Linked DNA regions of Homo sapiens: region 1 is linked to region 2. The links are chromatin loops, found by intact Hi-C in ENCODE. Cell type or tissue: B cell. All regions are shown on one strand. Each heading gives the region's core, and the rest is flanking DNA. Links, peaks and the distances in the headings are about the cores only. Region 1 holds the start of UBE2A (ubiquitin conjugating enzyme E2 A). Region 2 has its middle 48 kb from the start of SLC25A5-AS1.

What was found. A loop is a pair of places that touch in the nucleus more often than their neighbours do. Peaks named below come from ENCODE experiments on the same cell type or tissue, not always from the same donor. Only the 100,000 strongest peaks of a DNase experiment are listed, where the experiment ranks them.
Region 1: a loop joins it to region 2, with 11 times the contacts of the local background. A loop is called at or near these places in 24 of 110 quality-filtered maps.

What each region holds. Positions count from the first base shown.
Region 1 is chrX:119,571,865-119,577,238 of GRCh38, reverse strand. UBE2A (ubiquitin conjugating enzyme E2 A) reads right to left here and starts at 2,676. Exons shown (of 6, transcript NM_003336.4): 1 at 2,484-2,676; 2 at 2,258-2,338; 3 at 1,839-1,864. The coding sequence starts at 2,527. It overlaps LOC124905208 (a long non-coding RNA gene), which reads left to right and starts at 2,744. Exons shown (of 2, transcript XR_007068307.1): 1 at 2,744-3,104; 2 at 4,936-5,374. RefSeq lists enhancers at 1,903-2,403, 2,404-2,904 and a silencer at 2,276-2,445. In B cell, for the core only: no CTCF peak of the experiment used is centred there; DNase peaks (open chromatin) are centred at 2,108 and 2,758; H3K4me3 peaks cover 2,240 bases; H3K27ac peaks cover 2,066 bases.
Region 2 is chrX:119,513,945-119,519,318 of GRCh38, reverse strand. No RefSeq gene overlaps it. Among named protein-coding and RNA genes, the nearest start is that of SLC25A5-AS1, 48 kb to the right of the region's middle. In B cell, for the core only: CTCF peaks have their summits at 2,688 and 2,889; a DNase peak (open chromatin) is centred at 2,858.

The sequences.
Region 1 (5,374 bases), core at 298-5,297, 58 kb before region 2:
ATAAAGAACTAGTGCTCGCCGGGTGCGGTGGCTCAAGCCTGTAGTCCCAGCACTTTGGGAGGCCAAGGCGGGTGGATCCCAAGGTCAGGAGTTTGAGACCAGCCTGGCCAACATGGTGAAACCCCGTCTCTACTAAAGATACAAAAAATTAGCCGGGCGCGGTGTCGCACACCTGTAATCCCAGCTACTCAGGAGGCTGAGGCAGGAGAATCGCTTGAACCTGGGAGGCGGAGGTTGCAGTGAGCCGAGATCACACCATCGCACTCCAGCCTGGGTGACAGGGCGCAACTCCGTCTCAAAAAAACAAAAACAAAAAACAAACAAACAAAAAAACTAGTGCCAATCTGGTAGAAGAAAATTAAGTCTAGCTATAGTTTTTTGCTACAAATCAGTTCAAATGATTAACTGCGCCAAAGTAGTATGCCCTTACAATCACTGTTTCCTGCTGTCATTTCTTTTCTTTGCAGCCCTGAAGAGTAATGATATTTACCCAGGGGGTAAAGGTAAAGAGGAAGCTAAAAATATTCAGGTGACTGTCCACAGTTTCCTGGGGAAATCTAAGTACTTGAGATGAATTACAGACTTAGTTGAAATTGACTTACCTCACAACATTTTGTGGACTGGTAGCATCAAAAAGCAATCCGGCTCAGCAACATAAGTATGTATTAAGTAGTTTGCAGAAATGTTTTTGTTCCCACCTTCAAACTGAAGTGTGTGTGTGTGTGTGTGTGTGTATAAATGCTATGTGACCGAAGGAAATCATTGAGGAAAAAAATAACAGAAAGATCCTTTTCCTTTTTTTTAAAACCTCAAATATTAAAGAATTTCATGAGTTCAAATACTTTAATCATCCTTTAAATGTATTAAACTTTCAAAAAACAACCACACACACACACAACTGAGTGTAGAACTATCAGTGTCATTTTTCCGGTTGTGATAGGGTCTAGTCATTCAAGATGTTACCAAATGGGAGGGTTTGGGTAGAGGACTGGGTTAAGGGTATAAAGGGTGTCTCTATTATTTCTTGCAACTGCATATGAATCTATAATTATCTAAAATCAGAAAGTTTTTAAAAAGCAATTTACACGTGTTTTTAAAAGTTAAACCTAAATCAATTAAAAATTATGTACCTACTGGTACATGTAGTACTTTCAGGTAGGCAGGACACTGATCAAAAGGGTACATTAAGGCTAACTTCAATTGTGAAGCTGCTTTGAAATTACTCATCATAACGTCTTGATGAAAGCACACACTGCAAATTCACTTAAAAATAAGAAAGAATACTGTACTCAAATGAGGCATTTAAGACCATCTTAGAGCAGTGAGGCTGACAGGCATTCAATGTCAGATTGTAGAAACCAGACAGTTGTACGCAAGGGATTCTCGCATCCACTCAACATCCAACACACATCTACCAAGCACCTGCTGAACACAACTCCTGCCCTTGGGGTAGAATTCTGAACCAGATGGTCTCTGGGGTCTCTGCTGCCTATCAGCAACTGGTTGGGTTTATACTAATTCAGTGATGGAGGGCTGAATTTAGCAGAATTACAGCCCAAGCCTCAAAAATCCTTAATACCAGTGCTATGATTGCTCCTTTTAAAAAGTGACTGCCTTACACAGATTTTTTTTTTAAGAAAGCAAGAAGAAAGGTGCAGTTCTAGTCAAGCATACAATATCCAGAACCACCAGCCACACACTGCATTCCACTCAAGCCTTTAGCAGACAGAGGCTAGGCAGAGGCAGGTTCCTAAGCAGGAGACACTTCCAGGATGACTGGGAACCCTTTCCCCAGATGACCAGGCTCCTGAAAAGTGGGTAAAGAAACTCTCTCTTACCATCCTCAAACGGGGTCCCTTCAGGCCTGCAACACAGAGAAAAATGGTCAGTTCCCACTTAAGGGGCCCCCTTCTCCCTGCTTCATCTGAGATGGCTATCCCGAGCTCTGCCATCTCCAGCACCGCTACCGGGGTCGGAAGCCACTACAAATGGATGTCCCGGGCTCAGAGACACAGGGCAAGCCGCCGCGCCTAACCGCCACCACTCCCCGCCCCGCCCCCCTAGAACCCCAAGCGGTTCCCCCTGGCAGCGGGAACTGAGCTAATCGAGGCACAGGCTCCGGGGAGGCGCCTAGGCCCAGCCAGACCCAAACATTTTCCCCTACCCGCTCGGCCTCCGCGGGGGGCCCGCCCCGGAGCGCAGACCGAAGCTGCTCGCGTCCCCAGTTTTCTCGCCACCGCCACGAACGCAGACTCACCCGAAAATGACCGCGTTCCACACCATTATGTTGTTCTCGGACGGAGCCCCGCTGACTCCGGCTGGAGGATCCTCCTGCAACCTTCGGGAAGACAGACAGGGGTCCCCCTAGGCCGGCACTGGCGCCCGCTCCCGGCCGCTCCCCAGCCCTCCCCGCCCGGCGCGCCTCGGGACCCGCCCTGTGCCCCAGCTCGCAACCCCCGGCCTCGGCCGTCCCCTCGGTTTACCTCTTGAAGTCCCGCATGAGGCGCCGCCGAGCCGGGGTGGACATGTCGCGAGCGGGGTCAGGGGTGGGGCATACACTGGGGTCTCGGGTTCCCGCGGCGGGCGAGGAGGCCGAAGAGGCTGGAGAAGCAGGAGAAGGGGAGGCGGAAGCACCCAGAGGAACCGCGCTGCCTCTCCGAAGTCGAGGGTCGGTCTGGCGCCGGCTAAGCACCACCCCAGTGTAGACGGGGGCTGAACCAACCTGAGAGCAGAGAGAGGGGGGTGGAACGTCGAGCGCCGGACAGGCCGTACCAAGACGGGGCGGGGGGTGCGCGAGGAAAGTTGCTTATGTCATTAAAGCCCCACGGGAGGCCCGGGGCGGGGCCGCGAGCGCAGAGGCGTAGGGTACGCCGGAGCCCCGGGCGCTGGAGGAGCTCGTGGTGGAACGGGGTCCATCCCCACCTGCTAATTCTAAGGCAAACCCTGGGAAGTTTTCGGCTTTTTTTCTTTTTCTCTTTTTTTCTTTTTCTATTCGTTTTTGTTTGTTTTGTGACCAGATCATTCATGAAAGCGCGCACTATGCCCGGGGAGGAGAGGGGAGAAGTTTGGAAGTCCCAAACTAGAGGACGAAGGAGTGGGCGGAGGTAAAACCGGTTCTCAAAAAGCGGCAACTCTAGGGTGCACAACCCCTTCGGACACCGGAGACTGGGGTCGGAGGGGTGGGGAGAGGAGTGATTGGTTAAAATCACGGAAAATCAAAAGAATAAATCGGCCTTGACTATGACGGGGGGGCGGGGCGGGGCTGTGGGATTGAATGCAGGATTGGGCGCTCAACGTTTAGGCCAATGATCACCCCAGGGCAGAATGAAATAGTGTTGTATGTCCTGTGGGAGGGAATGGGAGCTTAAGGCAGGCGGAGTAGGGTTTTGTTTTGTTCTGTTTTGTTTTGGGCACTCACAATTTGGCTCTGGAACCACATTTCCCCTTGGTAGTTCAACAAGCCAAGCGGCTATTTATGTTCAGAAGAGTCCAAGATATGAGACTATCCGACTGCAGGGAGTTGCAAGGACAGTGGGTCTGAAGTAAAAGGAACGTGGAAAAGCTGCAGGTTGCAGGAAGAGTCACAGTCCGTGGACCTGCAAAAGCAATAACAGTTTTAAAGGATAATTTTTAAAGGTCAACCCAAAATAACTTAGAAGATAGGCATAATACACATTTAAAAATTATTGAAAATAGGAGAAAGGTAGATTTGGGTTAAGTCATCAAGAGTTTTGAATGCCAAGCTAATGGATTCCTTGGAAGTCCATTGAGCAGGGAAGTGACATCATTAGAGCTGTCCTTATCAGAGATTGGTCTCAAGAGAGCAGGCAGGAGACTCTTGCAGTATCTAGGTGCGAGATACTGAAGCAGGCAGTGACAATAAAGGCGAGGATATGAATGAATGGGGAGGACTTGGCAACAGGCTGAATATGGGGCAAGAGAGAGGAAGGAGTCAACAGTGGCTGAAACTCTAAGCCCCGAGATAACTGGGGTTTTGAAGGTGCCATTAACAGAATTACAGAATAGAGAGAGAGGGACAAGTTTGGAAAAGGAAATTTTGGGTGGGACTTACTGAGTTCATGGGACTGGTGAGACATCCCCGTGAAGATGTCCAGAAGATATCAGATGTGCAGGAATTTGTTTCTAACATGAGAAGCAGGAGGCACTTGACAATGGTAGTGATTCTAGCTGCTGCTTAACAACAGGTACTTTCATGGTCAAGGATTTCTATCTCCCATTAACTCCAACATATCAGTTAAGGCAAGTCTCCCTAATAGCATCACATTATGGCTGTAGTAGGAAGGGGGTACAAAAATTAAAAAAAAAAAACTTTTTTTCCTCTCATCTAAGAACTTGCAGTCTACTAACACACACATACACACATATGAAATCAACAAAAGCAAGATCTACAAAAGCAAGTATATTCGTTTTCATCACTGCTTAACAAATTACAAGTTGTTGGCCAAGCCCAGTTCATTGCAGTTGTAGGACTTTGGTCCCTATTTCCTTACTAGCTGCCACCTGGGAACTACTCTCAGCTCCTAGAGGCCGCCTGCATTCCTTGCCAAGTGGCCTACTCCATCTTCAAAGTCATCAACAGAGAATTTCTCTCCCACCACATCCCTCTCACTCTTTGAATCTTGTTTTCAGGAAGAGCACAGTCTACTTTAAAGGCTTATCAGATTATGTCAGGCCCACCCCATGGATAATTTCCCTATGTTAAAAACATCTAAGTTGGGACCTTTATTATGTCTGCTAAATTTTTTCACTGCAGAACCTAGATTAGTATTTCATTTAATAACTGGGAGAAAGTGTGTGTATATACCAAGGACCAAGAATCTCAGGGGAGGGTAGCATCTTAGAAGTCTGCCTACGACAGCAACAGCAGAACCAGAACGGTTTCAGATTTCCTTTTTTTTTTTTTTTTTTTTTCAGATTTTGGAATTATTTGCATTATAAAAGTTTCAGGTTTTGGAGCATTTCGGATTTTAGATTTTCAGATTTGAGATCCTCAACTTGTAGAAGTGTGTGAAACCACAGATGCTGAGAGATTGCACAGCAGAGGAATCGTCATTCTGGTGGGATCAGGACAAGCTTCCTGAAATGGGTGTATTTCAATTTTGTTTCAACAGAGATGAAAGCGGAGCTTGAGAGAGAAGAACTTAAGCAGTTTATATGGGGGCAATGGCACAGACAAGGGCATGGAGCTAAACCCGTGGGCAGATGAGCTTGGCTAATGGACAGGTTCTTGGCTGGGGAATGATGAGACCTCAGCTAGGAAAAGTGAGGGTGACAGAAGTTGATTAAATGCCCTCAAATGCGAGAATGGGGAATTTAGGCAGCTTTTATAGGTGTTTGAGCATGAGAGAGATGT
Region 2 (5,374 bases), core at 141-5,140:
AAAAAAAAAAAAAAAAAAAACACACACACACACACAGACACACACACACAAAATAACAAAAAAAAACTTCTGCAAGGACATCTGCCCAGCAACTGCCTGTCCAGCCTCAGACTGGCATCACCCTTGTTATTGATCTTTGTAGCCAAGGATAATCATTTCAAAAACAATTATATAATCCTCATTTTTCCTTTTTTTTTTTTGAGATGGAGTTTCGCTCTTGTTGCCCAGGCTGGAGTGCAATGGCGTGATCTTGGCTCACCGCAACCTCCACCTCCCAGGTTCAAGCGATTCTCCTGCCTCAGCCTCCCAAGTAGCTGGGATTACAGGCATGCGCCACCATGCCCAGCTAATTTTGTATTTTTAGTAGAGACGGGATTTCTCCATGTTGGTCAGGCTGGTCTAGAACTCCTGACCTCAGGTGATCTGCCCGCCTCGGCCTCCCAAAGTGTTGGGATTACAGGCGTGAGCCATCACGCCTGGCCCATTTTTCCTTTAAAAGCCTTTGTCTTCCTTTACCTCCCTGAATATGCACATAGTTTACTATGGTGTTATTATTCCCATTGCAATGCCCTATTCCCGAATAAATGTCATTTTCTATTAGAGAGTCTCTTTCTGTTATTTAAGTTGACAGTACATGTGTGTCTTTCTGAGATAGGGGGTAAAGGACTGGGGAACAGTAGTTGGAGCTCCTGGGATTAGTGCCTCGTGGTCAGGCAGGCTGGTAGAAAAGAGCTGTAAGATTATACTTGCTGGAAGTGTTCCACCGTTGGAGGCTGTGGGTATCTCCAGCTGTTCTCTAAAGTTGGGCTGGAAAGAGTACCGACTCCCCTCATATCTAGAGTGATTTTTATTTTTTTTTGAGACAGAGTCTCACTCTGTAGTCCAGGCTGGAGTGCAGTAGCATGATTTTTTTTTTATTATTATACTTTAAGTTCTAGGGTACATGTGCACAGCATGCAGGTTTGTTACATATGTATACATGTGCCATGTTGGTGTGCTGCACCCATTAACTCGTCATTTACATTAGGTATATCTCCTAATTAGTAGCATGATTTTGACTCACTGCAACCTCTGCCTCCTGGGTTCAAGCGATACTCCCACCTCAGCCTCCCGAGTAGCTGGGATTACAGGGGTGCACCACCACGCCTGGCTAATTTTTGTATTTTTAGTAGAGATGGAGTTTCGCCATGTTGGCCAGGCTGGTCTCGAACTCCTGGCCTCAAGTGATCCACCCATGTCGGCCTCCCAAAGTGCTGGAATTATAGGCGTGAGCCACTGCACCCGGCCCTAGAGTGATTTTAAGGTACACCTGGTTAATTCCTCCTAAAGAGTTTCCCTATAGGTCTTCCATCCTTTATGTCCTAAAATTTCTACAATTGAAGTCACTTGGGCACCAAAGCCTTTGTTGAAATGTATGTTCGGTGACAAATCTGTGCAGGGAGGCCGAGTGAGGCCCCATCATGAATGTTGATTTTATTCTTGAACTGGACATTTCATTTTTTCCCCTAAGAACTGTATTGCTGGCCGGGCGTGGTGGCTCATTCCTGTAATCCCAGCACTTTGGGAGGCTGAGGCAGGCGGATCACCTGAGGTCAGGAGTTCGAGACAAGCCCAGCCAACACGGTAAACCCTGTCTCTACTAAAAATACAAAAAGTAGCTGGGCGTGGTGGCAGGCGCCTGTAATCCTGGCTTCTCAGGAGGCTGAGGCACAAGAATCACTTGAACCCAGGAGGCGGAGGTTGCAGTGAGCCAAGATCGCACCATTGCACTCCAGCCTGGGCGGCAAGAGGTGAAACTCCGTCTCAAAAAAAAACAAAACGAAAGAACCGTATTGCTACTGCTACTATGAACATGGTTGTTGCTTGCTCATAGTTACTCTGGAATAACAAGCTGGTTTCGTGAGCAAGGCACGGTTGGTTACCTAGCCTACACTTTAGGCCTAGTGAATTCTCATTATAACTGCTCCCCCTCATGTGGGGGACCCTTTCTTCACAGAACAGTGAGACATTGTTTTTGAATGATCATCCACATAATTCCTGTATGGATTTTAAAAGCCGATTGTTTAATTGGACGGTGTACTTGTCTATTGTCACTCTAGTACCTGATGAACCACCTGTTCTATATTTCGTTATTATAGCAGTGTTTTTTTTCCTTGAAGCTTCAAATTTCGTTTTCCTTTGTAATTTTCTACATTTTGTATTTGCCTGCTAATTAGATTTAATCCTGATTTTTATTTGTCTACTTGTAGACAAGTGTTTATCTTCTTTATTGTCAGGCCTGAAGTCATTTTCTAATTGGTTTATAATATTTTAATATCCACACAGTTTTGTTTGCCACTAGCAAGATTGTCATCATTAGCATCAGCAACGATTGTTGTAGCGAAAATTGTAATTATATACTGAAGGCCTTGAATTTAGGCCTGGTTCAGGAAGTAGTTTAGGTAAAAAGTTGCAGAATTTAGGAACACGGTCTCACAAAATATTCTCCTCTAAATAATATAGACATTTCCTCATAAAAACTAACAAAAATCCATAGGAGGAAGGACAGATATCCAAGTGACCAAGAATGACAGAGCCTTGAAATCGCGACACTGTTTGGGCCTGCTAAAATGATTTTTTTAGTTTCAACTAAGACCCTAACATCGCTTGGCAATCCTATTGTATGTCCCTGGTCAGCGCATCTTCAGTGTCCTGAAGCAGCCATTTCATCATCATTTCACTCTCCTCTAGCCCCCAACCCCAGCTAGCCCCCTTTTCATCAGAAAGATTGGTTTCCATCTTCACGGAGCAAAATTGAAGCCAACAGCGTGAACTTCAGCCTCACACCAACTGGGCTGCAGATTCAACTCAAATGCAATAGCGCCCCCTTCCTCTCTATAGGAGACACTGCAATGTGCTTCCCTGATCTTCACAACAGAAAGACTCAGTGCCTAACAGTAGAGAGCCCTCAGCTGGTGGACCCCTTTGGGGACAGCCTCAGCTGAAGAAACCCACTTTGCCCAAGGGCATGCCTCCTTCCCAGGACAGCCTGTGTCCAATGAATGACTGATGTGGGGATATAAAGGCCTGGCCCCCTTGTCTCCACTCTTAGCTTCAGAGCTTCCCATAGGTCTGGCTGAGGCCTTTGTTGAATCTGCATTGCAGCCCAATGTCTCCTTTCTCCAGTCCTGCTTCCATTCCTTCCTTTCCACGCGTGATGATCCCAAGAGTACTCCCTAAGAAACCTCCTGCATGCTAATCTCCATCTCAGAGTCTGCTCAGCAAATCCAACCTGCACCACCCTCTCCCCCTCCCCTAACTCCCTCCTCCTGCCCCAGGCTGACACCCACCTCCCCCATGTATTCAGTTCAGTCCTCCTCACTTCCCCTTGGACTTTGCTCTATTACTTACCTCCTCTCTTTCCTGAAGCCTCAACCTTCCCCTCTTTCTCCATCTCTCCTCCTCAGCATGTACATTTGAACTAATGCCTTCAACAAAAACCTTTGACACAGAGCCTACTTCTAGCTTTCATTCTTTCCTCCCCTTCACAGTCTAAGCTTCTTGAAGAGGCCTACTGTGATCTTGCTTCGGTCTCCATCACTGCTGAAATGGTTCTCCTTTTTCAGCCCTGTCTTATTTGACTTCTATGTGAGTGTGGCTCCGATGGCCATCCCCTCTTCCCTTCATTTCTAGGACACTTGGCCCTCTCCCACTTTCTTTTCTTTCTTTTCCTTCCTTCCTTCCTTCCTCCCTCCCTTCCTCCCTCCCTCCCTCTCTCTCCCCCTCTTTCTTTCTTTCTTTCTTTCTTTTTTTCTTGTTTCCTCACTCTATTGTCCACGCTGGAGTGCAGTGGTGCAATCTCGGCTCATTGCAGCCTCCGCCTCCTGGGTTCAAGTGCTTCTCCTGCCTCACCCTCCTGAGTAGCTGTGACTACAGGTGTCCATCACCACGCCTGGCTAATTTTTGTATTTTTTGGTAGAGACGGGGTTTCGCCATGTTGGCCAGGCTGGTCTCGAACTCCTGACCTCAAGTGATCCACCCGCCTGGGCCTCCCCAAGTGCTGGGATTACAGGCGTGAGCCACTGCATCTGGCCCTCACCCACTTTATTTTTTTATTTTACTTACTTTATTTATTTATTTGAGACAGGGTCTTGCTCTGTCACCCAGCTTGGAGCACAGAGGCTGGAGTGTAATGGTGTGATCATTGCCTGCTACAGCCCCAAATTTCCGGCTTCAGGCAATCCTCCCCGCTCTGCCTCCCAATGCACTGGGATTACAGGTGTGAGCCACTGTGCCCTACCCATGAAACACTTTTATATCCGACTATTAGACACCCTACGTTCGTGTCTTACAGGTATCTCAAACCCAGTGTATTCACAATGGCTCTTGTCTTCATTCCCTGCTTCAAACTGGGTCCTCCCTGTGTTCCCGGATTCAGTGAATGCTACTGTGTATCTGGTTACTCAAGCCAGAAAACAGATTTCTCTCAGCACAATCTCTCTCCCTTCTTACTTACTTCCCAACAACCAAAGTAATTTGGTGGCACGTGCCTGTAGTTCCAGCTACTCAGGAGGCTGAGGCAGGAGGATATCTTGAGCCCAGGATGCCAAGGCTGACCTGAGCAACATAGCAAGACTCCATCTCAAAAAAAAATGTAATTTGGATCATGGCATTCTTCTGTTTAAGATGCCCCAGTGGCCCCCTGTTGCCTTTATTTATTTATTTATCTATTTATTTTTGAGACGGAGTCTCACTTTGTTGCCCAGGCTGGAGTGCAGTGGTGCGATCTTGGCTCACTGCAACCTCTGTGTCCTGGGTTCAGGCGATTCACATGCCTCAGCCACCAGAGTAGCTGGGACGACAGGAGCCTACCACCACGCCCGGCTAATTTTTGTATATTTGTAGAGAGGCGTTTCGCCATGTTGACCAGGCTGCTCTCAAACTCCTGGCCTCAGACGATCCACTCACCTCAGCCTCCCAAAGTGCTGGGATTACAGGCGTAAGCCACCGTGCCTGTGGCTGAACTATTTAATAAATGATGAAGTATTGAATAAAAACCCCTTCAATTGGCACCCCTCTCATGTGGCCCTTGCCTGTCTGGTTCCATCGCCCCCGCCCCATCTAGCACTTTATATTCTAGCACAACTGGGCTACTTGAAGTGCTTTGAACATGCTTCATTTTGTCATGTCTTGGGGCCTCCTTTGCATATGTTCTTCTCTCTGCAAAGCTGCCTTGTTCCTCCCTGGTTACTCTTCCCTCCCCCACCCCTTATTTAATCTTCAGGTGTCTTTACAAGTGTCCCTGACTCTCTGAGGTTGACTTAGGCCCTCGCACTTCCTCTCCTCTTTACAGACATCCACTGGATCTCTTGCAGCCTATCCAGTGCCTCTCTTT